2 separate regions of the Homo sapiens genome follow, and region 2 is linked to region 1. Evidence: chromatin loops called from intact Hi-C (ENCODE). Cell type or tissue: heart right ventricle. All regions are shown on one strand. Links, peaks and the distances in the headings refer to the core of each region. The heading gives the core; the rest is flanking DNA.

Region 1 (12,436 bases), core at 1,757-9,756:
GCAGCCTCCACCTCCTAGACTCAAGTGATCCTGCTTCAGTCTCCCGAGTAGCTGGGACAACAGGTGTGCAGCATCATACCTGGCTATTTTCTTTTATTTTTGTAGAGACAGGGTCTTGCTATGTTGCCCAGGCTAGTCTCAAACTCCTGGCCTCAAGCCATCCTTCCACCTTGGCCTCCCAAAGTGCTGGGATTACAGGGATGAGCCACTGTGCCCAGCCTATTTTTGTTTTTTGGTTAAATCAACACATTTTAACTATGGGCAAGCCCATTTATTTGGATTTAATGAGATCGTGAAACAGGCGCTTCCCTAAAGCAGGGGAGAAGTAGCTTTACATGGTGTGGACTTGGAGACTTTCTCACTGCCTCCTCAACCCTAGGCTTCCCCTTCCAGCGTCCTCACAGGGGAGATTCTAGAGCCAACACAAACCTCCCGTCCCCATCAATCCCTGAGCATTACAAATATAAGGTCCTTGGGAAACATGTCACCTCTTGACATGTTAACTCACACTGAGCTCACCTAAACTGCCGAGTATTGAGGGAATGGATGCAGTACCAAAGCAGTACAGCTCAGTGTGAAAAAACAGACAAGCCCAAACAGGCTCAAATCGCCAGCAGGTCTACCACCTGGAAACACACACTGTTAACGTGGGGCTATCCTCCCAGGCTTTCCTTCTATGGACAGATGTACGTGCTTGTCTTCTTATTAACTTTTTTCTTACAAAAATAGTTATACTGTTTTGTAATCTGCCTTCTGAACTAAGGCTATGGCAAGCATCTCTCCATGTAATTATATACTCTTCTGTACACTTATTTTTTATGGCTACGTGTGCCATAATTTAAAAACATCAGGACACAGTTTGAGGTAGTGGACAAGGTGTGTGCACTTCCAAATGCCTCCACCAAGAGGTACAGACACCCAAGACCTGGAGGTGAATACAAGGTCAGCCCAGCTGGGACAGCGCGATCGATCGGGGACACTCACGGAGGTGGGTGGAGGGGAAGCATCTCCCTCTTAGTTCAGTTTTGCTTAAGGCCAGTCCTGCTGGGTAGAGGGGGTAGAATTTATCCCCTGAGCTCACCAGCCTGTCTCTTCCCAGCTCTGCTTCTCCTCTGCTGCCAGTGGTCTTTTTTAAGGAATCCACTTGTCTTAGCTTTGTTTTGCTGCAGTCAAAAGTCCCAGCATTCCGAAAGTTCACTGACTGTTTACTTCCCCAAAGAGTTTACCAAAAACACCTGAAATTCCCCCAAGTAATTTCTGTTACTTCGCGACATTAAGAAACTTCAAGTTTTACTAAGCAGCACAGAGATGCCCCATACATTACCTTGGTTTTATTTAGTGTTTGTTGTGTGGTTACCCAGGTTGGATTTTTTTCCCCTTCCTTTACGTACATGATTTAGCTATAGGATTAATAGTCGGCCAGAAATGAGTAAGCTCAGCTCAAGTTTAAAAGTCCCGCCACGTGGTATAACTGAATTCATTTGGATTCTTAAAGCACATCCTGCTGTGATGGCTGATACCATCCACAGGGGAGGGCTTCCAGGGATTCAGGGCCAAGGAGTTTGCATCCAAAGCTCAGGAACTGTGGTCTGAATTCTAACATTTTAGAAAAGATTTGGAAAGGAATACACAAATGGCAGCACAAAGTTTCTTAACGTCGTTTGGAATGTTCTTTTAAACATCTAGGAACAGCCTGAAGCAGGGATGGCCCCACTCTGGTAGCGAATCATATAGTATCATCTTCAACAAGGCACAGCCGTCTTTCCGTAGCAGGAGTGCACAGTGGCTTCCACTGTCTCCATGTCCTATTTGTTTTTTAACCTGCTGAGGCTCTGAAAGGCGGAAATGCAGGACATCACCCCACTCCAGAAACTTGATATAAAATGTCATCCATAGAGAGTCAATCTAGTAAGAATACATGCATAATAAAGGGAATTAGCTTCCTCACCAAACTGAGCCCTAAAAGGTGGCTGAGGAAGCTTGAGTAATTATATACATATATAAACACCCTCCCCTCTACAGACACACACACACACAAACAAACACCTTGTTTTATGGCATCTGCTTATCGCACTTCACAGGTAATGTGTTTCTTTAGGAATTGAAGGTTTGTGGCAACTCTGCATAAGCAAGTCTATGGGTGTCCATCTTCATTATTATTATGTCTGTTACAGTGATCTGTGGTCATTGATCTTTGATGTTACTACTGTAATTGTTTTGGGGCACCACGAACCGTGCCCATATAAGATGGTAAACTTAATCAATACTTGTCATATGTGTTCTGACAGTTCTACTGACCAGCCATTCCCTGTCTCTCTCCTTCTCTTCAGGCCTCCCTATTCCCTGAGACATAGCAATATTGAAATTAGGGCAATTAACAACTCTACAATGGTCTATAATGGCCTGGAAGTATTCAAGTGAAAGGAAGAGTTGCATGTCTCTCACTTTCAATCAAAAGCTAGAAATGACCCAGCTTAGCGAGGAAGACATGTCGGAAGCTCAGACAGGCTGGTCTCTTGCACCAAATAGCCAAGTTGTGAATGCAAAGGAAGAGTTATGGGAGAAAATTAAAAATGCTACTCCAGTGAGCACTGGAGTGAGTGACAAGGAAGTAAAAGAGCATTATTGTTGATATGGAGAAAGTTCGAGTGGTCTGGATAAAAGACAAGCCACAACATTCCCTTAAGCCAAAGTCTAATCTAGAGAAAGGCCCTAACTCCCTTCAGTTCTATGAAGGCTAAGAGAGGTGAGGAAGCTGCAGAAGAAAAGATGGAAACTAGCAGAGGTTGGTTCATGAGGTTTAAGGAAAGAAGCCATCTCCAGAAGATAAAAGTGCAAGGTGAAGCAGCAACTGCTGAGGAAGAAGCTGCAGCAAGTTCTCCAGAAGATCTAGCTAAGATCATTGATGAAAGTGGCCACACTAAACAACAGATTTTCAATGTTGACAAAACAGCCTTTTATTGGAAAAAGATGTCATCTAGGACTTACACAGCTAGAGAGGGAAGTCAATGACTGGTTTCAAAGCTTCCAAGGGCAGGCTGACTCTTAGTAGGGACTAATGCAGCTGATGACTTTAATTTGAAGCCAATGCTCATTTACCATTCCAAACATCCTAGGGCCCTTACGAATTACATAAAATCTACTCTGTCTGTGCTCTATACATGGGATGACAGAGCCTGGATGACGGCACATTGGTTTACATCAAGGTTTACTGCTTATTTTAAGCCCACTGTTGAGACCTACTGCTCAGAAAAAAAGATTCCTTTCAAAGTATTACTGCTGATTTATAATGCTCCTGGCCACCCAAGACCAAGTATACAAGGAGATTAATGTTGTTTTCATGTCTGCTAAAACAACATTCATTCTGCAACCCATGGATCAAGAAGTAATTTTGACTTTCAAGTCTTATTATTTAAGAAATAAGTAATTCCACTGGTAGATTTGGGCAAAGTAAATTGAAAACCTTCTGGAAAGAATTTACTACTATAGATGCCACTAAGAATACTCATGATTCATGGGAGGAGGTCAAAATATCAATATTAACAGGAGTTTGGAAGAAGCTGATTCCAACCCTCATGGGTAACTTTGAGGGGGTTCAAGACTTCACTGGAGGAACTAACTGCAGATGTGGTGAAAACAGCAAGAGAACTAGGATTAGAAGTGGAGCCTGAAGATGGAACTGAATGGCTGCAATCTTGTGATTAAAATCCTCAGGGATGAGGAGTTGCTTCTCATGGATGAGCAAAGAAAGTGATTTCTTGAGCTGGAATCTACACCTGGTGAAGATGCTGTAAACACTGAAAATAACAACAAAGGATATAGAATATTATATAAACTTAATTGATAAAGCAGTGGCAGGGTTTGAGATGACTGACTCCATTTTTGAAAGAAGTTCTACCATGGGTAAAATGCTATCAAACAACATTGTATGCTGCAGAGAAATCTTTCTTTCCTGAAAGGAAGAGTTGATCTATGTTCTATGTCACAAACTTCATTGTTGTCTTTTTTTTTTTTTTTTTTTTTTTACAGAGGGAGAGGGTCTCACTCTGTTGCCCAGGCTGGAGTACAGTGGTGTGATCTCTGCTCACTGCAACCTCTACCTCCCAGGTTCAAGTGATTCTCATGCCTCAGCCTCCAGAGTAGCTGGGATTACAGGCACACACCACCATGCCTGGCTAATTTTTGTATTTTTAGTAGAGACAGGGTTTTGTCACGTTTGCCAGGCTGGTCTCGAACTCCTGGCCTCAAGTGATCTACCCACCTTGACCTCCGAAAGTGCTAGGATTGCAGGCATGAGCCATCACACCTGGCCTGTTGTCTTATTTTAAGAAACTGCCACAGCCACTCCAACCTTCAGCAACCACCACCCCAATCAGTCAGCAGCCATCAACACTGAGGCAAGACCCTCTACCAACAAAAAGACTGAGCCTCACTGAAGGCTCAGATGATCATTAGCATACAGAATTTTTAAATTTTTAAAATTTTAAATTAAGTTATGCATTGTTTTTTAGACGTAATGCTACTGTACACTTAATAGGCTACAGTGGAGGGTAAACATAACTTTTATATGCACTGTGAAACCAAAAAGTTGTGGGACTCACTTTATCACAATATTTGCTTTATTATGGTGGCCTGGAGCAGACCCTGCAATATCTCTGAGGTCTGCCTGTACATATTCATTATTGAAACGCAGACAAGCAAAACAAGTTAAAATCACTTGTACTTCTGTATTACTGTACGTGTGTATTTATAAAGATTGACACACACACACAACTACTGTCCCATCACAACTGCTGAATGGCCATGGAGACTCTGGAGGCTAAAGGAGATCCCCAGCAATGAGGGTGGTCTACCCTGTGAGTACGCCACCCTTTGCAGAGGTGGAGTGGAACTCCAGGACGCAGAGGCGCCATCCAGCAGTAGGGCGCCAGCCTGGAGAGGCCTCCATGTTGGGTGTTCCTGACAGGCTCCTTGGTTGAGCCCAGCCCCACTGTGTAGTAGCTGCCACGTGAGGCTCTCGGGGGACCTGGCTATCAGGAATCTGTCTCCAGCACTGGTCCCCTGTGTGCACTGAGGACGGGAGTCTGGAGCCCAGGGGCCTGCCACAGTCCCGCCCTTCCTCCCTGCCCTCGGTGCTCCTCAGAGGTGCTGTCCTCTGGGCGTCTCCTGCATTGATCACGACAAGGGTGGGGTTCTATGCCTCGAGTATGTACCCGGAGAAATGTGTGTGAACAGTGATGATATGAGATCATGACAGCTCTGCTCTAGCCTGAGTGCTGGAAAACACACACGGAAGCTGAGGCCTAGAAACCAGCCTCTGACTCCCAGGGCACGCTCTTTCCTTTCCTAAACCCACATTTAGCACCTCACTCCCATGTGAGCTGCTCAAGACACTGTCCCATCGCAACTGCTGAATGGCCATGGAGACCCTGGGGGCTAAAGGAGACCCCCAGCAGTAAGAATGACCCTCCCCCCACAGGCCCAGCTCATTCCAGGAGTGTCCAGGGCCATGGTTGCAGGTTGCAGCGTCTAAGAGTCCACAGGAGTCATTCACAGATGGCGCTGTCCTTGTGAAACCCCAAATTCACGGAGATAGCTCCTTTGTGCTGAGTCATGACTGAATCTGCTGAGCTTTAGTGGCTTGGTGGATTCTGCTCATAAAGACAGAGGATGTCAATGAAAATCATGCTAGGCTCAGCATAAGAAATGTGCCTCTGCCAACCACTGGGTGGCGAGGGGTGAGGTGAGGCCCACCGGGTGTGGCGATGAGCCAGGGACTGGTGTCCTTTGTGCTGCATCCTATACAAAGTGGCTAGTCATTCTGCTGGATGTGGTGCTGGCGACTTGGCTGAGTGATGGCAAGACTGAGGGTCTGATGCCGCAGTCAAAGGGACTCACTCAGGATGGAAAGGCCGTGAACTTGCCCTTGTGCACACCCTGAGGGCTGACTCCGAGCTGAGGAGCAGGGACAGGGAATGTCACTCAGTGGCAAGCTTAGGTCAGAGCAGTCTCTTGGGGCACAACCAAAACAGTGTGCATTCCACCTAATTAACCTGGGGAAGAACAACATGAAGGCCTGAGACTTCATCCTGCACTGCTGTGCTCCAGCGCCCCCATCTGTTTGGCACTGGTAAGAAATAAGGCACTGAAAGAAAAGAACCCCATGTGTCCAGCACTTCCGCAGGCGAGGTCCTTGCTTTAAGACTGCACTTTTTACACAATATTCAAGAATTGTGTTGCATGAGAAAGTCTTATCGAGCCGCAAGAGGCGACTCGGCGGGAAGTGACAGGACACCAGACTGAGGGTCTCCTTTAGCTCTGGTCTGCTCAAGGCAAACGTTCTTCCTAAAGACAGTCCAAGCTCTCCCTCCCTTCTAACTTCGCTTTGAAACCCCAGCCAGCTCAGCAACTAATTACAAAAAAATTATGTACCATTTTAGCCATTTTTAAGTATACAGTTCAGTGGCATTAAGTATATTCATATTATTATGCTATCATCACCTTTATCTATTTCCAGAACTTTTTCATCATTCCCAACAGAAAGTCTGTCCCCATTAAACACTAGCTCCCCATTCTCTCCTCCTCCCAGCCCCTGGCCATCACCGTGAGTTTAACTGCCCTAGGGATCTCATGTAAGTGGAATCATACAGTACTTGTCTTTTTGTGTCTGGCTTATTCCATCTAGCATAATATTGTCAAGGTTCATTTATGTTGCAGAATGTGTGGGAATTCTTTTTTGAGGCTGAATAACATTCCACTGTACAGACAGACCACATTCTGCTTATCCATTCATCTGCTGATGGACACCTGGACTGCTGCGAATGGTGCAGCTATGGACGTGGGTGTATAAATATGTGCTCGAGTTTCTACTTTCAATTATTTTGTGTGTAACTCAGAAGTGGAATTGCTGGGTTATATGGTAATTCTGTGTTTAACTTTCTGAGGAATCACCAACCTGTTTTCCACAGCGGCTGTTCCATTTTAGATTCCCACCAGCAACGCACATGGGTTCCTATTTCCCCATATCCCTGCCAACGCTCGTTGTTTTCTGTTTTGTTTTATTCTGTTTTTTTGGATAAAGGCTCTATTCTAATGGGTGTGAGGAAGTATCGTACTGTGGTTTAGATTTAGCAACTAATTTTAAGAATAAGCTTCCCTGCCACAGAATAATAAATATCAATCTGTATTGATCATTCATTAAAGGTCTTTATGAACCAAAAGTCGCCCCCAAAATTCTTCTCTAAAACTGAAAAGGCCATAATTGGCTGTAAGGACATATGGCAGCTGCCCATGAAAAGATGGCAAAAGGCAGGCCTCTTCCAAAATGTCTAACAGCGATATGTATTTTCATGTAACTTGTCCCGTGACAGAGCGTATGTTGTGTTGAAGGTTTTCATCAAGTTTGGCCCAAAGGCTTCAGAGCCCAATCCTTTTTTCCAACTATAATTAACAGCAACTTAAATTGGCAAATAATTATTTATGACGTTTATAAAGTAAAAACAGTTACTAAACTCTTTGAGATGTGGTAGCTTGAACAAAATCTCACAAGCGAGAAACCCCAGTCAAAGGTCTGGGTGTAAGGCTGTACATGCAAAACACACCTATTTTAAATGCCATTAGGCTTCCATGCAAAGTATAACCTACATTTCTCAAGTCTAAGAAGTATGATAGCTGCTTTGAGGATTTATTTAATCTGATGAAAATCATTCTGACAGATGCTGTTTTGAAGATGCAACATTATTTTCTCTCAGGAAACAGAGAGTGAAAACTATCAACCCTGCCCGCCCCATATCCTCAGGCCTTTCCAGACTTTAAAAACTACACTTATTTAAATTGAAAAGAACTGCAAGCCAGGCAGAATTAGCCAGGATTAGAATCCAGATAACACTTCCTATACACTAGCAGAAACTGCAGCTTTTTCACACCCAGACTAAGCAGCCACCTGATGTCCGTGCACGTGGGTCTCTATTGTCCATCTGGCAAGGACCACATCAAACTCTTAAAAGGACCCTTTGTCCTTAACAAAAGTTTGCTATTACTTATTTTCTAAATTTTCTTAATGAAGATTTATACCTTATTGGCATTCTGTGGAAACTGCAGACAGACAGGATAAAATGCCAGAAACGCTCAGTGACTGAGTAACCCTGTGGAATGCAGATATCATCAAGACTGAGTTTGATGGTCTCATCTTTAAAGGAATGTGGAAAGGGCTGAGAAACCCAAATTCATAGTTTTAAAACTTCCCTAAACTCCCAAACAGCAACTATTTAACTCAATATATTCAAGTTACTGCTACCCCAACATGTAACTCATATAAAAATTGAGAAGACTTTTAACATTCTTTTGTGTTCTAAGGCTTTACACCCTCCCTCATCATCGTGGTGCTCTGACAGCCTGGTTTCTGCCCCAGTTCTGAGAGGTGTAAAGCGATGCACTCTTGTGAGTTAGAGCTGGACAGGAGGTTCCCTACCAGGCAGACGGCTGCTGCAATCTATACCTTCATCCTTTCGCAGTTGAGAGCTTAAGGGCCTTCAGTGGGGGCCGCCTGGATGTCTCCCAGGTGGGCCGGATTCTGTCTCCCTGCACTTAGTCCAGCGCCCATCCCAAGTCTAACGCTCTTCCACAGGACAGTCCTTTGGTATTTGAAGAAGGCTACCACAAGCCCCCAGAACATCCCTTTCCCAGACTCAAAGGCATGATTTCAAATTCCTTCACTCTCTCAGCTATTCTCCCAACTGCATTCCAGTGCGGTTTCTAGAGTTTTGCCTAGAACTGTACGCGACACCCCACATGTACCTACTCAGTCCCCACAGGACACCGATATTGCAATAATACTTTCCCCTGGGCTACAGAGAGCAGGTCAGCCAGGAAATGAATCCGGGCTCCCCAAAAGGACCGATTGCTAGTAATCTTCAAATAGGACTGCTACTGACAGGCAACTTGTGAACAAAGTAATTTGTATCTGCTGCCCTGCTCCAGCCTGGCTCACCACAGCTAGTTTTGTGGGGTCCTTACCCTTCTTCCCTTAACCCTGGAGAGCTTCTGCACTCTTAGAAAAATGCAGTGCCCTTCTTCACCCCAAAATAGGATTCTGTGCAACAGGGAGGGTCCGATGTGCATCTGACTGGTCAGCCTCTTCCTTCCCAAGCATCCTGGTAGGGATTAGGGTCAGCTTAGTTACCACGAAGGTGAATTCTGGGATGGGGAGAAACATGCACACGCACACACACACACACACACACACACACACGTGCGTAGTAGTAGTGAAACTGGGAATCTGGTCAAATCTCTGATCCCACTGAAAGTAATCAAAATGGCAGCAAAGGCATTACTGGAGAGTTGTACGTAACAGAATCATTTTCATGTTAGTTTTGACCTGGGTTCATGGAAGTCTACTCAAGTTATCCTCTGCAAATGCTGTCTCCTTTTCATGTAAATGTACTCTATCAGCAGGAAGCATGTACACAGAAGGCAGGGACACATGGCCTTTAATAAGCCACTGGTGCTCTATTTTCCCTAAAGGATAGAAATGATCTCAGGTTGATAAAAGCTACTGTTTATCAATCACCACTATGTACTATGGACCAGGTGCTGAGTTAGGCGCTCCCCTTAGAAGTGCTGTATCTAACTCTCTTGGTCCTGTGAGGCAGGAACTGTCCATTTCACAGATTGGAATGGTAAATCAGAAAGGACCAGTCATTTGCCCAAGGGTTGCACAGTAATAAGTGCTGGGAACCAGACTTGGAACGAGGGCTGTATAGTGCATGTAATCTTGGCTCCAAGCCCAGTCCCCTCATTTTAAAGCAGAGTTTTAGCTTGTCTTCTGTATATGATTTAGAGATGCAGAGTTTTAAGGTAAGCAATCTAAATGTAACCTGAGGGTCCTTTATTCAACCAGACAGTACAATATATTCAAATCTACCTAAAGATTTACTTTCTGACTTGATAGTGGATTTTTTTTCCTGAAAAATGATCACTTATGTCTCTAGCATTTAACTAGCATACAAAGCACTTCCACATAAATCATTAGCTCATCTGAGTTCCTTCGGCAGGTGATGTTCTATTTTACGGAGGAAGAAATGGTGCCTCAGAGAGGCTGGAACCTTGCTTGGGGTCCTGGGGGTGGAGCCCGGGAGGAAGCGCAAGGGCTGTGCTCTTCAGTCGGGTCGTCTGAGATCTCCACCATCTCAGACGACTCTGTTCCTCAGTCTCGGGAACAAAATGCAGGGGAGGCTTCAAACCATTTAACAGATTCGAGGCAGCCGACAGGGCCAGAGACGATTCAGAACCACGCAAAGGAGGGACCGTGGCAAATGGACACCATGAGTGTGGGCTAGAGTGTTGGATGATCCGGGTTCAAATCCTGACTCTGCCAGGGACAAGCTGGTGAGCTGGTGGTTGACTTTTCTGAGGCTTAGTTTCCTTGTCTATAAAACTGGACAGCAACAGACCCTACCTTCTTAGGTGACTCTATATATGTGCATACACACACACACACACACACACGCACATACACACAGCAGAAAGCAACAGATTCTAAACAGGGTCGAAACACAGTTTCCAAATTTGCTTCTAGGCTGCCTGGCGGGCTCTGTGCTTTCCTGAGGAGGGTGGGCAAAGAGACTGCTTTTCCAGGGTAATGACCTTGAGAACTGGGCCGCACCTCAAATCAAACCCTCTGTCAGTGCAGAAGAAGAGGCCCTTGGGCCTCACCCACTGTGTGCTGATGAAAGGTAGTCACAGTGTGTGCTTAGCACTTGTGTAACAGAGAGGACACGACACTAGAGCACTGCAGTGGGAGGACAGGGTACCCTCGATCAGCTTCTGCCCATACAAAGTGAATGGGGCTGGGGGCTCTTCTCATGCACTGATGAAGGGGGTGACATAGGTTGTGGCCCAGCACATGCGCTCATTGACCGGGAAAAGCAGTCTCCTCAGGAAAGCACAGAGCCTGCAGGGCAGCCTAGAAGCAAATTCCAAAACTCTTGTTTTGACTCTGCTCAGAATCCATAGCTTTGTGCTTCCAGAGTTTACAGAAAATATATTCCCAGCTGGGGTGACTTTTTAAACATTTCCCAGTAAGTCGATGGAAAACAAATCCGTTCCTGCCATTTTTAGTTCTTGAAATACCTTCTTGGCTTGGTCTTAATTTATTTGGGCTATTAATTTTCTGGACAGCAAAATAATAATTAGCATGGCTGGTGAGCAGAGGGAAACGTCTCACTCGATTGCACCCAGACATTTCTGGATAACATCATTCTTCAGAGTGTGACAGTCGAGGCTGTCTCCCTCCTTCAGCCTGGCTTCAGCACTGACAACATTTCCACAAGATGGCACTGCTGGTCCTCTCAGCCCGCGAACGCTCCGGCCAGCTCAGCCACCTCAAGGAGAAATGGAAGCCGGCCAGGCACTGCGGGCGAGGGCTGCTGGCACCTGGGCACGAGGGTGCCCCTTCTCCCCAGGAGTGGCTAATTGTCACGAGTCTGACCAAAGGCATATAAAACTCAACTTCAGTGTCGTAAACACAATTCTAAACCCGAGAGAAAATAATCTGGAACCTAATTCCTTCTAAATTTGGCATAAGAAATTTATAACATTTTTCAAAAGGGCACAACCAGAGGTGCTTTTCTAGGTGAGAATGCTTGAGCTCATGTTCACATTGGTCTAACAGCACCTTCTTTGCAGTGAGATGCTGTTTTCATACAACTGGAATCAGCCTTCAAATCCTTCAGTGAAGAGGCTGGGACGGCAATCTGCCCCTTCCTCAGAACTACTGCTTCCAGGACACTGTGATTTCAGGACAAAACTTCATCTCAACCTGTTCTTCTGGGTCTGGGCCAGGTCTGGGTCTGTGTGGGAAGGATGCTCTCATTTGGGGGTTCTGAAATATTTCTCTCCAGGTAGCATTCCACCCACAGATATTTGGCTAATTGTTGATCCAGATGTCAAAACTTCACAGAGATTTTTTTTTTTTTTTAGTTAGGAAAGGCTAAACCCCCAAGTTCTGAGTGTGTTGGGTGAATAGGGCTCATCAGTAGATGACGTGTTCCACACTCTGCATGTAGTGTGAAAGCCACAGACTGGGAGTCTGGTTTAAACAGGAGGGAACCTTCATTTTCCCTCTAGACACAGCTCCAGAAAGCTCCTGTGTGCCCAGCACTCTTCCCATTCCAGACCACTTCAGTTTCTGGCGTGTGGATCTTCCCTCCCCCTCCTCCTGCTCTTCCCTATTGTACCCCTTTCCCTGGATGCAAAGAAGGGGAAATAACAACAGGAAGTGTTAATTACCCTTCTCACATCTTATGGATTTAATACGTAGTGATGGTCCTGGGCCACTGAGAGTCTCAAAATTCATCACATATACAGAAGCGACCACATCTGAGGGGCACAGCCCAGGCACCACTTCCTGAAAGTGAGCCAGGGAATAGGGGGTGTG
Region 2 (12,436 bases), core at 2,308-10,307, 280 kb after region 1:
TGAGATTTTGATAGGAATTTTATTGAAACTGTAGGTTGTTTTCTTGAAAAGTAGCAAAACTGGAGGCATCAAACTTCCTGATTTCAGAATATATTACAAAGCTACAGTAATTAAAACAGTATGGTACTGGCATAAAGACAAGCTTATGGTACCAATGGAACAGAATAGAAAGCTGAGAAATCAACCCACACATATACAATCAATTTTTCCTTCAAAAGGTGATAAGGGTGCCAAGAACAGACAATGGGAAAAGAATCATCTCTTCAAAAAATGGTGTTGGGAAAAGTGGATGTTCACATGCAAAAGGATAAAATTGGACCCTTATTTTACTCCATACGCAAAGTAAACTGAAAATGACTCATAGACTTAAACATAAGTCCTGCAACTATAAGATTCCTAGAAGAAAACAGGGGAATAGCATCATGACATTGATCCTGGCAATGATTTAATGGGTCTGACAGTAGAAGCAAAGTTCAACACTGACAAAATTAGACAAATGGAGCTGCATGAAACTGACAAGCTTCTGCACAGCAAAGGAAACAATCAACAGAGTGAAAAGGCAATTTACAGAATAGAAGAAAATGTTGGCAAACCATCAGATAAGGGGTTAATTTCTACAATATAAAAAGAACTCCTACAACTCAGTAGCAACAAAACTAATAACCTGATTTAAGACAGTGTAAATACTTAAATAGACATTTATCCCAAGAAGCCATGCAAATGGCCAACAGGTACATGAAAACATGCCTGACATTACTAGTCATCAGGGAAATGCAAATCAATGTCACAATGAAATATCACTCACACCTGTTCAAAAAGATGAACAATAACAAGGGTTGGCCAGGATGTGAAGAAAAGGGAGCCCTTGTACACTGTTGGTACAGCAAAATGGTACAGCTGCTATGGAAAACAGTATGGAGGTTCCTCAAAAAATAAAAAAAATAAAAATACCATATCAATATGGTTTGGCTGTGTCCCCATCCAAATCTCATCTTGAATTCCCACGTGTAGTGAGAGAGACCCTGTGGGAGGTAATTGAATCATGGGGGCAGGTCTTTCCCATGCTATTCTTGTGACAGTGAGTAAGTCTAACGAGATATGATGGGTTTATAATGGGGAGTTTCCCTGCCCAATCTCTCTTTTTATGCCTGCTGCCATCCATGTAAGATGTGACTTGCTCTTCCTTGCCTTCTGCCATGACTGTGAGGCCTCCCCAGCCACATAGAACTGTGAATCCAGTTAAACCTCTTTCTTTTGTAAATTGCCCAGTTTCAGGTATGTCTTCATCAGCAGCATGAAAACTGACTAATACACATATCATCTAGCAATCCTACTTCTAGGTACTTATCTAAAAGTATTGAAACAGGATCTTGAAGAGATATTAGCATTCTAACATAGTTTGTGACACTACTGACAATAGTCAAAATGTGGAAGCAACTTGTGTTCAGTGACAGATGAATGGATAAAGAAAATATGGTATGTACATACAAAAATATTATTCAGTCCTAACCAGGTGCGGTGGTACACACCTGTAATCCCAGCTGAGGCAGGAGATTGCTTGAGTCCGGGAGTTTGAGGCTGCAGTGTTCTCTGATTGTGACTGTGAATAGCTGCTACACTCCAGCCTGGGCAACATAGCAAGACCCTCTCTCTAAAAATAATATACATATATTTTTTAAAAAGGAAATCCTGCAGTATCAGATAACTTGAATGAAACTTGAGGACATTATGCTAAGATAAATAAGCAGTCACAGAAGGATGTATACTGCATGATTCCACTTAAATGAAGTATCTAAAATAGTCAAATTCAAAAAATCAGGGAGTAGAATAGTTGTTGTCAGGGGCTGGGGGAAGGGGAAATGGGGAGTTGCCAGTCAAAGGGCGTAAAGTTTCAGTTAAGCAAGATGAACAAGTTCTAGAGATCCGCTGTGCAATGTTGTCCCTATAGTTAACAATACTGTATTGTACACTTAAAAATTTGTTAGAGGGTGGATCTCATGTTAAGTGTTCTTACCATCACCACCACCACAACAAAACACAACCAAAACCAAAAAAGGTTGCACACTCGTACAGTAGTTAAAAATGTTATGGGCAATGGTATGCTAGAGCTGGCCTGTAATGGCTCACAAGAGCTGATTGTTAAATTTTCAGGAAGATCCTCGTTAAATATAGCCATTATTAAGTGTTAAATGGTATAAATTTACAATTAAACAAATTAAATTGAAAGTAAAGGTAATAAATATTCAGAATACATCACAAACGTAATTATTTCACTACATTCTACTACTATCTATGTTCTAGAGGTTACCTAAGTTATTATCTATTTTATCTGCATCCTGGAAAGTACATACAGGTTTACAACCAACCACCACTTTCAACTCTGCATTCAGAGACATCATATTGGCAGGTTGAAATTGGTTATGGTGTGTGAAGTTACACCACAGAAACTGGCAAATGCCATAAATCACATATTTTTTTTTTTGAGTCAGTTGTTAAATGTTCACCAGACACCACTGTTCCTAAGCCAGTTCTTCACAAAAGACTTCACAAAGACTCCAAAATGGAAGCAGAACTGATATTACCACCAATTTACTAATACAGAAAGAGAGACCCAGACATTAATTAGCTTGTCCAAAGAAGCATTCGGAGTCCTACTATACTCCATATTTTTACCATTATATAATTTTAAAATCATTTATTAATAATTGAAAGAGTCTCAATTATCTATGATCATCTATGATAATTGAAATTAATTATTAAATTCTTACATTTATTTTTACTTTTTCCTATAAAGCATAATACATTATAAAAATCATGGTAGAAATATAGATTAAACTAGGGTTGCCAGGTAAAACACAGGACATCTAGATAAATTTTAACTTCAGATAAATTATGAAAACATTATTTAGTATGTTACAAATATTGCACGGGACACATTTATAACAAAAGAAAGTTGGAGGTCGGGTGTGGTGGCTTACACCTGTAATCCCAGCACTCTGGGAGGCCAAGGTGGGTAGATCACAAGATCAGGAGTTCGAGACCAGCCTGGCCAACATGGCGAAACCCCATCTCTACTAAAAATACAAATTAGCTGGGCATGGTGATGCATGCCTGTAATCCCAGCTACTTGGGAGGCTGAGGCAGGAGAATTGCTTGAACCCGGGAGGTAGAGGTTGTGGTAAGCCAAGATCGTGCCATTGCACTCCAGCCTGGGCAACAAGAGCAAAACTCCATCTCAAAAAAAAAAAAAAAAAAATTGAGGTTATTTCACTCAAATTCAGTGAAACACTAGCTATGCTTTCATATTAACAAGACAGGAAGTTTTCTTACTCTATTTCTATTAAATTATTTTTTTAATCTGTAAGGTACATGGACGTACTTTGGTCAAGAATTAGGCCGAGGCAGACATCCAGGCCTGCATGACTCAGCGGGACTGGTACGCAGGTGCACACCTCCACTTGTTACATAACCTGTTTGTGTAAGCTCATACTTGGCTCTATGCCACTATTGTCTTTTTTTTTGAGATGGAGTTTCACTTTCTCATTGCCCGGGCTGGAGTGCAATGGTGCAATTTCAGCTCACTATAACCTCTGCCTCCCAGGTTCAAGCGATTCTCCTGCCTCAGCCTCCTGACTAGCTGGAACTACAGGTGTGTGCCACCACGCCCATCTAATTTTTTGTATTTTTAGTAGAGATGGGGTTTCACCATGTTGGTCAGGCTGGTCTCAAACTCCTGACCTCAGGTGATCCACCTGCCTCAGCCTCCCAAAGTGCTGGGATTACAGGCGTGAGCCACCGTGCCCGGCCGTATGCCACTATTATCTGTAAAGGGTATAACTGCCCTGCTGATGCTGATACATGCTGCTTGGCTCTCATACCCAGAGAGAGAGAGAGTAATGCTACTGACACCTGTAAGGGAGAGCTGGCCTTGTAGGTAAAGGAGTGCAGCTGTAGGTGTGGGGGCGGCAGGGGCTGTGGAGCCAGCTGCTGAGAGGAGCCACAGAGCTGGAGCAGACGGCCAAGATAAGGGTGGACAGTGCAAGAGAGAGCTAGAGTGAGTAAGCTGCTGATGAAAGAGCTACTGAATAAAACTACATTTCACCCACCTACGGCCCTCCAAGTGTTCTTTCAGCTATCTGCCACCTACCCACTCCTCTCAGACCTCAGCATGGGCTAGAACCTGACCCTGGGCCTGACATTTGCTGTAAGAGTGGACCTGACAAAATGACTTTCTTTACCACGTCCTCTGGTCAGTTCTACCTTTAAACCTTTGCTAGGGTCAAAGTTAATTGCATAAATAAATTGCTTACGATTACCTAGTGCAGGTACGATAACCTAGCGACTTTGAATTTCTACCTAAAAGGGACTGCCAATCTCCTTTCTGACTTTTTAGACATCTCTGGAACAGTCTAAAACAAAATAGAAGCATTTAAAAACACCATTTCCTTTTCCATTCATGGCCGTTTCATCACACAGTTTGCACAGTCATCTCCTCCTGGGGGGGATAGAACAGTCTCCTTGTCATTAGCACACTCTGGGGTCAGGTGTATCTTGGCCAGTGGCTTTAGTTTTTTACGGATTAGAAATTCTTAGGAAAGTAAGTAAAGCTGCCCTTCAGAATCTTGGGTCTTGAGTGAACAGAAAATCTGGTTGGGATACCTCTCTAATGGAGCTCAGGAGTGTGCCTGGACCAGTGAAGCAGTTGTTGGCAGGTTGATTATTGCACCTGTAATGCCGAGTGTCTGGCTATTGAAAGCTGGCGGCATTCATCTGGGCCATGTTTCATTTGCTGCGAATGCTCTTTATTTTTAACAGGGCCCAAGGATTAGTGGCAAAGAGCTCCCCTTAGAAGGTATGGGACTGGGAGTTGTGGAAACAGAGCAGGCAGTTACATTGCATTGGTAATTTAGGTGGCGTGTGTTAGCAGAAAAGGAAGCGATAAAGGGCCTTGCATTTTGGAGGCATTCCCATTTGGAAACAGTATTCTCAAAGCCCGACTCAGAAGAAAGACGTATCATTGCTCAGTTTCCTAGCCTGTGTGTTATTCCTTAGTTGTTTCAACAATTTGATCATCTTTCAATGATTGTTCTCATTGGTTATACATTGTGAACACATGAAGAACATAATTACTTAAGAACCTGAAATTGCTCTTAATAGTGTATTGAGGCAATAATACAATTTCAAATGCTTTCAGTTGTAAATCTGCAGCATATTTTACTGGTGGTTGAATGAATAAGATATATCAGGATGGTAACTACAGAAAGTGTCTATGGAACACTTTTCTGCTTACCAAAATTGGCATTGAGTTTTAAAAAAGTAATTATATTTTCCTAACTTTTCAGAAAAGTATGTTCTTTTTATAATAAAATGACAATATGAGTACTTAACTGGGTTTTGTGTTGAGATTGCTTCCATCGGTCCAGGCTTCTGTTACTTCCTAGGAGTGGGCAGGAAGGGTCTCTATAATGTGATCGTGAGTACTTGACCATTGCCTGTTGTGGAATATTCTTGTGATTGGTGCTTTTTAGTGCTCTTAGAAGAGAGCCAGGTTATTTCTATCTCCTGTTCTGCTCTCCTCCACTTTGGCTTTAGCCTAATTGGGCTCCTCATGGTCATAAGATGGCTGCCAGGAACAACAGTGGCTGAATGCTTCCTTCTCATTCAGCTGGAGGAAAATAAAAACTCAGGATCCAAAACCTTTTCTCCGCTCACATTTACGTTAGTTACATTATTTGTTTTTCACTTCTTCTAGCAAAACTCATCATTTTTGCCATTATTAAGAAATATTGGCTAAATGTTTGAAAGAGGAAGCTGAACCCATTGCTGCAAAATGTTACAAGCTTTGTGGTAGATTGTACCAAAAAGGCCACTGTAGTATTTCTATCCCACAGGCTCTTCCAGAATCTTGCCACTCTTCCATCAAGAAACACAGTCTGTTTCCCACCCCATCCCCTGAAACTGAGCATTATTTTGCCGCTGCATTGACTGATGGAATGCATCCCGACTTTTGCGCCTGGCTTTTTGCCTTGGGATATGGGTTTTGGGAGCTTTGAGATAATATGTAAGAAGTTTGGCTGCCCTGAAGCATCCCTGCTGGAGAGACCTGGTGGAGCGAGCTCAGAGGACGCCTGAGGAGCCACAGCTGTCCCTGTACCAGCTACTTGAGTCTTCCCAGCCCAAGTGCCAGACAGCTAAGTGATTGAGCCTTTAAGTGAGTCCAGCTTTCAGCCCCGTGCCTCCGCAGCTGACTCTGAGTGCAGCACAGCTGAGTTGTCCCAGTGGAGTACAATCCAGGTTACAAAGTCTTGAACAAAGTAAGTGTTTCTCTCTCTCTTTTTCTTTCTTTAAAGCACAACTTTTGAAGCAGTTTGTTACAGAGCAATAGAAAATCAGAATTAGTCTAGTTTAAATTCTGTACGTGTGTGATTTTCAACTCTGTCTTTGATAATTAAGAGTTGGCTGTATATTCAGGTAGTAGAAATGGGATAGTGTTTCCATTGATGACAGGTTAGCTCAGGTGTGCACATGCAGTCTTAATGTGGCCGATGGTTTGGGTGTAATTCCCACAAAGGCCAGTTTACTTTCCCCTGCTCCATGACTTAACTGTGTGGTTATCTCACAGATGTCTGCTTGCAATTATGAGGCATGAAGAATCCTTGCAGCCATTAGGAAATAGGCACCTGGCTTCTCTGCTGAGCGAGCGAGTAATGGAAGCTGTGATGAGAACTCTGAACAAAAACATAGTGTCGGTTCCATCAAGGGCCAGGCTTCTGGTAGACTGATCATATGAGAAGTGAGGATAAGTAGCCTGGAGCAGATGGGGTTGTAATGGGGTAGTAAGGATGAAAGTCTAGAAGAGAGATCAGTAATTGATGTGGCAGGTACTGGTGGTGTCGGCTGCATGGTGAACAGCAATAGACACCCAAACTCACAGAGCTAAGGATCAGACTTATTCCATGTTGCCCTGTGTGGATGTCATGGTGCTGAGTAAAGGGTGGACCCTGAAAAATTAGACTGAATTAGACTTTTTCCTCTTTATGTCCCCTTTGCTTGGCACACTCGTAATCATCTCTTGAGCAGAAAAGCCCCAGTTGAATATCCAGCTGCAAAATTTTATATTCAGCTGCATGATATCACAGCATCTTCCCCTTCCCCCCATTTTTTTTTGAGACAAAATTTTGCTCTTGTTGCCAGGCTGGAGTGCAATGGCACAATCTTGGCTCACCGCAAACTCCGCCTCCTGGGTTCAAGTGATTCTCCTGCCTCAGCCTCCCGAGTAGCTGGGATTACAGGCATGCGCCACCACGCCCCACTAATTTTGTATTTTTAGTAGAGATGGGGTTTCTCCATGTTGGTCAGGCTGGTCTCAAACTCCCGACCTCAGGTGATCTGCCTGCCTCGGCCTCCCAAAGTGCTGGGGTTACAGGTGTGAGCCACCGTGCCTGGCCCTTATTCCCCTTTGCTAAAAGAAAGCAAGGCTGAGGATACTAGTAGTGAGCAGGACAAGGAGAACAAATGTTAAAATACAATGAAGGCAATACAATACCATACAAATAGAAGGGGTTGTTTCTAAACCATTTGCACAAGCATGAATTACCTTTGCCTTGGTTTAAAAGTTTATTTTGCTGTCCTAAAATAGTTCTTCATTCCTTATGTGATTGTCCCAGCCCAGGGTCTCAGCTCAATTGCTAGCCCATTCCCAAACTTTTCACTGCCTCAGCCTCCTACCTCCCGTTCACTCACCCTCACCTGCTTCCGGAGCTACTCCCGAAAGTCCTGCGCAGTCTGCACATTGCAATGTGCAAAGGTTTGTTTTCGGCCATTTTTCTTCTTGTCATCCTCTGTGCCCACCAGTGGCATTTGCTGCTCTCTGCACGTGAAATGCTGTCCTTCCCTGGTTTGGATAAAGTACACTGGTCTCATTCTTCCCGCCTCCACCCCACCTGGCTTTCTCCTCAGTCTTCTTCTGCCTCACGCTGCTTCCCCAGGGGTTCTCATCATGCTGGGACTCTCTTTTCTCCAAATCTTCTTTTTCATGGATGCTCTGTCCACACCCACTTTCCAGCTTTTAACCTCAAAGAGACACCCAATTCCACATCTCTAGTTCAAAGTACCATTTGCACATCCCACCGCCCTCTGTAATTGCCATCAGCATGGGCAACTTCACATGTCCAAAACCAAGTGGATTTTCCTCGCTGGAAAAGTTTTTCCTCCTTGTCATGGATGAGTAGAAACTCAACTAGCAAAGCAGGCACTTGACCTTCCGTCTCTTCATCAGTTCCATCATAAGTAACTTGTCTACACCTAAAGCCTCATCAGCCACGAAGGATAAGGAAGAAATAAGACCCACCCCCAACTCCCTAAGCACACTAGGTAATAAAGAAAGTGGAGTTTTAAGTCAAGTTTGGGCCTTAGTAAGACAATGGAATTCTTGACATAAACTTCAACAATAACTACATAAAAATCACACATTTTTATGTGGTTATAATATGTGCTGGACTTCTGGTTACCTAGGCTCACACCTCAGAGGGATCTTTGGGTACCTCCATCCTTCACTGAGCAGTAGCCAAGGTCTACTAATTTTATTTCTACAGTATTTCACATTAGTTTTATTTCTCTTGACTGTCATTCTTTTAGCTCAGACGCTTATGTGTTTTTTGGATCATGGCTGTCAAACTTTAATGTTCCAAAAAATCACCTTTTGATAATGCAGATTCTGGTGTGGGACCCAATAGTCTGCATTTCTAGTGAGCTACCAGCCGATGCTGATGCTGCTAATCCCCGGACTACACTTTGAGTAACGAGGTTCTAGGTTAATTATTACAACAGCCTCAGAAGTGATTCTCCCTAAACCAGTGGTTCTCAACATATGGCCCCCAGACAAGCAACATTAACATCGCTTGGAAACATCTTGGAAATGCAAATTCTTAGCCAGTTCCAGTCCTACCCAATCAGAAACTCTCTGAATAAGCCATCCAGGTGATGTACTCCAGGTGATTCTAATGGATGCTGAAGTCTGAGACTCACTTATCTAGATCTTACCTTTACAACCATCACACACACCCACACCCCAGAATCTTTGCAACAATGTTGTAAAATTTTTTTGTAGTGTTTCTGCAATATGGCTTTCTTCTTTTTGTCTGTTTGTTTATTTATTTATTTATTTATTTAGAGACAGGATCTCACTATGTTGCTTAGGCTAATCTCCACCTCCAGGACTCAAGTGATTCTCTCACCTCAGCCTCCCCAGTAGCTGGGACTACAGGCACACGCTACCACACCTGTCACAATAGAGCTTTCAAGGGCCTCAAACTTTGTCCCTAGTGGGTTTCTCTCTCGCTCCATCCTCCTCCTACTCCTAATTTTGGAGTGAAATGTATTGCAAATTGTTCTCTGTTCATTCCCTATCCTTCCTCCATCTTCTCCTTCACTTGTTTCTTTTTCCTGAAGCACCCTCATCATTGCTCATTGGAAGCCTCTCCACTCCTTACGTTCTTGCCAAACACCATCTCTGCTGTCTCGTATTCCTCAGATCACTCAGCTAGGAGTGCATCTTTTCCCTTCCTTTAACTCAGTAGTGGTTAGCGTATCGTGCATCACACTAGAGTAGTGGTTCTCAACTGGGGCCGATTTTGCCCCCTGGGGACATTTGCTTATACCTGGAGATGGTTTTGATTGTCACAGCTGCAGATGGTGGTGCTGTAAGCATCAAGTGGGTAGAGGCCAAGGATGTTGATAAATATCCTAGAATGCATAGGAAAGCATTTCACACCACCCCCAGACAATTATTCAGCCCAAAAATCAGTAATGCACTGGCCGAGAAGCCCTGCAGTAGAGCAGTATGTTTATCTTGTATTTTCTCTGAGATTGTTGTCCTCACCACCCTGGGGTTATGTCTTTGTCATGCATGCAAGTTCCAGTACAGAGAACCAGGTGCTTCATAATGTCTTCATTTTATTGAGAAACTGAGCAATCAAATATTGTAAAGTTTAAAAATGTGTGATTTTTATGTGGTTATTGTTGAAGTTTATGTGGAGAATTCCATTGTCTTACAGGCCCAAACTTGAGTTAAAACTCCACTTTCGTTATTAATTACCTAGTGTGCTTAGGGAGTTGGGGGTGGGTCTTATTTCTTCTCTATCCTTCGTGGCTGATGAGCTTTAGGGGCAGACAAGTTACTTATGATGGAACTGATGAAGAGACGGAGGGTCAAGTGCCTGATTTGCTAGTTTGGAACTGGGTATTGCGACAGGGGCTGTATTAGAAACCTTCTGTCTGGAAAAAACATTAATGGGTCCCCTGCTTGGGTGTATTCTAGTTGTTGTTTGCAAGCAACTGGAGATCTTGGTCTCTTTGCTTTGTACAGCCAAGCATTGTCGAGGACACCCAGAAGTCTCATTCCTATGTACCTACAGGTTACAAAGCGGTATGTTGCCTTGCGATGAGGTGGTGTGCACGAGGCTCTCTTGCCCACAGGGACCTCTCCGCAGGATGGAGACCAGCACACTTTAATGTAGATTCTGATCTGAAATGCACCACAGGAAGGGAACTGGTTCTGAGAGCCGAACCAGGCTTTGGTAACTCATAAGTCCAGTTCTCTTATTAAGCACTTGGGTACAAGCTCATCTGTGTGAATCCCTTGGGGCAAACTGAACTAAGAAATTTTCTGATTTTAGAAGGTAATTTGGGTGTGCACCACAAAGTCCATAACAAGCTCAGCAGAGTCTGGGCAGGACCTGGTAGTCAAATGCACCATGTGTGAGAAACATCGGAGGAGTCTCATGAGGTCGGAGAAACAAAGACCATTCATAGCTTGGAGTTTGTTCAGGTGAGCTTTTGCTACCAAGTGCATTACAGAGTGTTTTTTTGGTTTTGGAGATTTGGGGATTTTAGAGAGACCCAGGGATACAAGGCTGCTGATAGGAAGGTCAGTTTGGTCTTGATGAGATGGTTACCCGGCATGAGTTTCTATTATAATCTCATTTCGACCACAGTGTAGAAATGAAATGTCAGATGGGGAGTGGAGCCATGGGGCCTTACAGGAAACGTTGCCATGGAAAATCCTGCAACATGTCAGCAGTCTCCGGCATGTCAGCAGCCTCCAGCCTGTGATGTGCAGATCTCTAAAGCACTCCATGGGCTCCCCTGATTGCTGGCTTATTTTTTTCTCTTTGTCACACAGAGGTTCCTTTGGTCTTGAGATAAAGGTCAGGTTTCTGTGAACCGACTGGCCGCAGCCTTTCTTCTCCTGCCGTCTGAGGTGGAGGTGAGCTGAGGCGCCTGGAGTGTTCTATTTGGTAGGTAAGAGACCCCAACAGCCTGGATGAATACTTTTGTAAACAGCATTTTGTCAGACAAGAGCCATGTTCATTTCCCTGTTGCCGTGTGAGTGAGAATACTGTATCTTCAGACAGTCAGACCTCACTTCTCGGGGGCACGGTTCTCAGAGACGAAGGGGACAGTATCAGACATTAAAAAGGAGCTGAAGAGAAACAAGACATACCAAATACACTGAGGTTTTTTGTTTGTTTTTCCTACTGAGTTTAAACACTGCTTTTTTAAACAGCAGCTTTCCATAATGCACGAGTCTCATTAATATGAAATGGGTCATCATTGGTTAACCTTCACTTAGGTTAGCTCCAAATACAATGTGACATCTTATGTCACCCTGATTCTTCTAAACCTGATATTTTATTGTCTAATGCACAACTCTTAATGAGGATCATAACATTAATGTGTGATAATAAAAAGATCTTATTGTTAAATGCTACTATTATCCATAATGGTATAATGGTATAGGGACTGTTTCTTAATCAGTCCCTGGTGACCAATACCCTCAAGAACAAAAAAAAAAGGGGGTCTGTGTTGTACATCTTATTAAGTGCATTGGGTTTTTATGGTCTACCATAGGGACTGAACAGAAAAAGAAATTTCCTCGCTTCCCCTCTTTCCTCTGAAAAACACCATTCCCATTTCTGTAGGAAAATTCAGGGTCTGGAGGCTCTTGTAGATGCAAGACACAGCCACTTGTGGGAGGGGGCCTTACTTACTTTCAGGACAATCAAAGCCAAAACAAAGGTTTCTTGTCACTTGGGGCTTTTATCCAATACATCCCATGTTACAAACAATAAATCACTGGCTGACCAACCTTCTTTGCCAAGGGAACCTGTGGGGGCTTTAGGCTATTTCATAGTTCAAGTAAGACCCCATCTATTGACTTACCTACCTCCATCTACCTATCCATCCACCATCTATCATCTATCTATAGCTATGTATTATCTGTCATCTCTCTCTCTCTCTCTCTGTCTATATCTATCCTCAATCTATTTGTATATGTGCCTAAAAAGGAAAAATGGATTGGCTTGAATAATTACAAACACTTTTAAATTTTTCCCACTATCTCTCCTTCTGATGCTGGAGGCTCCTAGCTGAGTCA

The links. Hi-C counts contacts between places; a loop is a spot of excess contacts. Peaks named below come from ENCODE experiments on the same cell type or tissue, not always from the same donor. Only the 100,000 strongest peaks of a DNase experiment are listed, where the experiment ranks them.
Region 2: it touches region 1 in a loop (3-fold over the local background); 3 of 110 quality-filtered maps call a loop at or near these places.

What each region holds. Positions count from the first base shown.
Region 1 is chr5:10,683,904-10,696,339 of GRCh38, forward strand. All of the region lies in intron 2 of DAP (death associated protein), which reads right to left. Among named protein-coding and RNA genes, the nearest start is that of DAP-DT, 71 kb to the right of the region's middle. RefSeq lists enhancers at 842-921, 1,022-1,331 and a silencer at 11,385-11,444. In heart right ventricle, for the core only: a CTCF peak has its summit at 6,099 (motif pointing left); no DNase peak of the experiment used is centred there.
Region 2 is chr5:10,958,807-10,971,242 of GRCh38, forward strand. LOC105374654 (a long non-coding RNA gene) reads left to right here and starts at 5,899. Exons shown (of 4, transcript XR_925791.3): 1 at 5,899-6,314; 2 at 11,183-11,301. RefSeq lists an enhancer at 3,399-3,608. In heart right ventricle, for the core only: no CTCF peak of the experiment used is centred there; no DNase peak of the experiment used is centred there.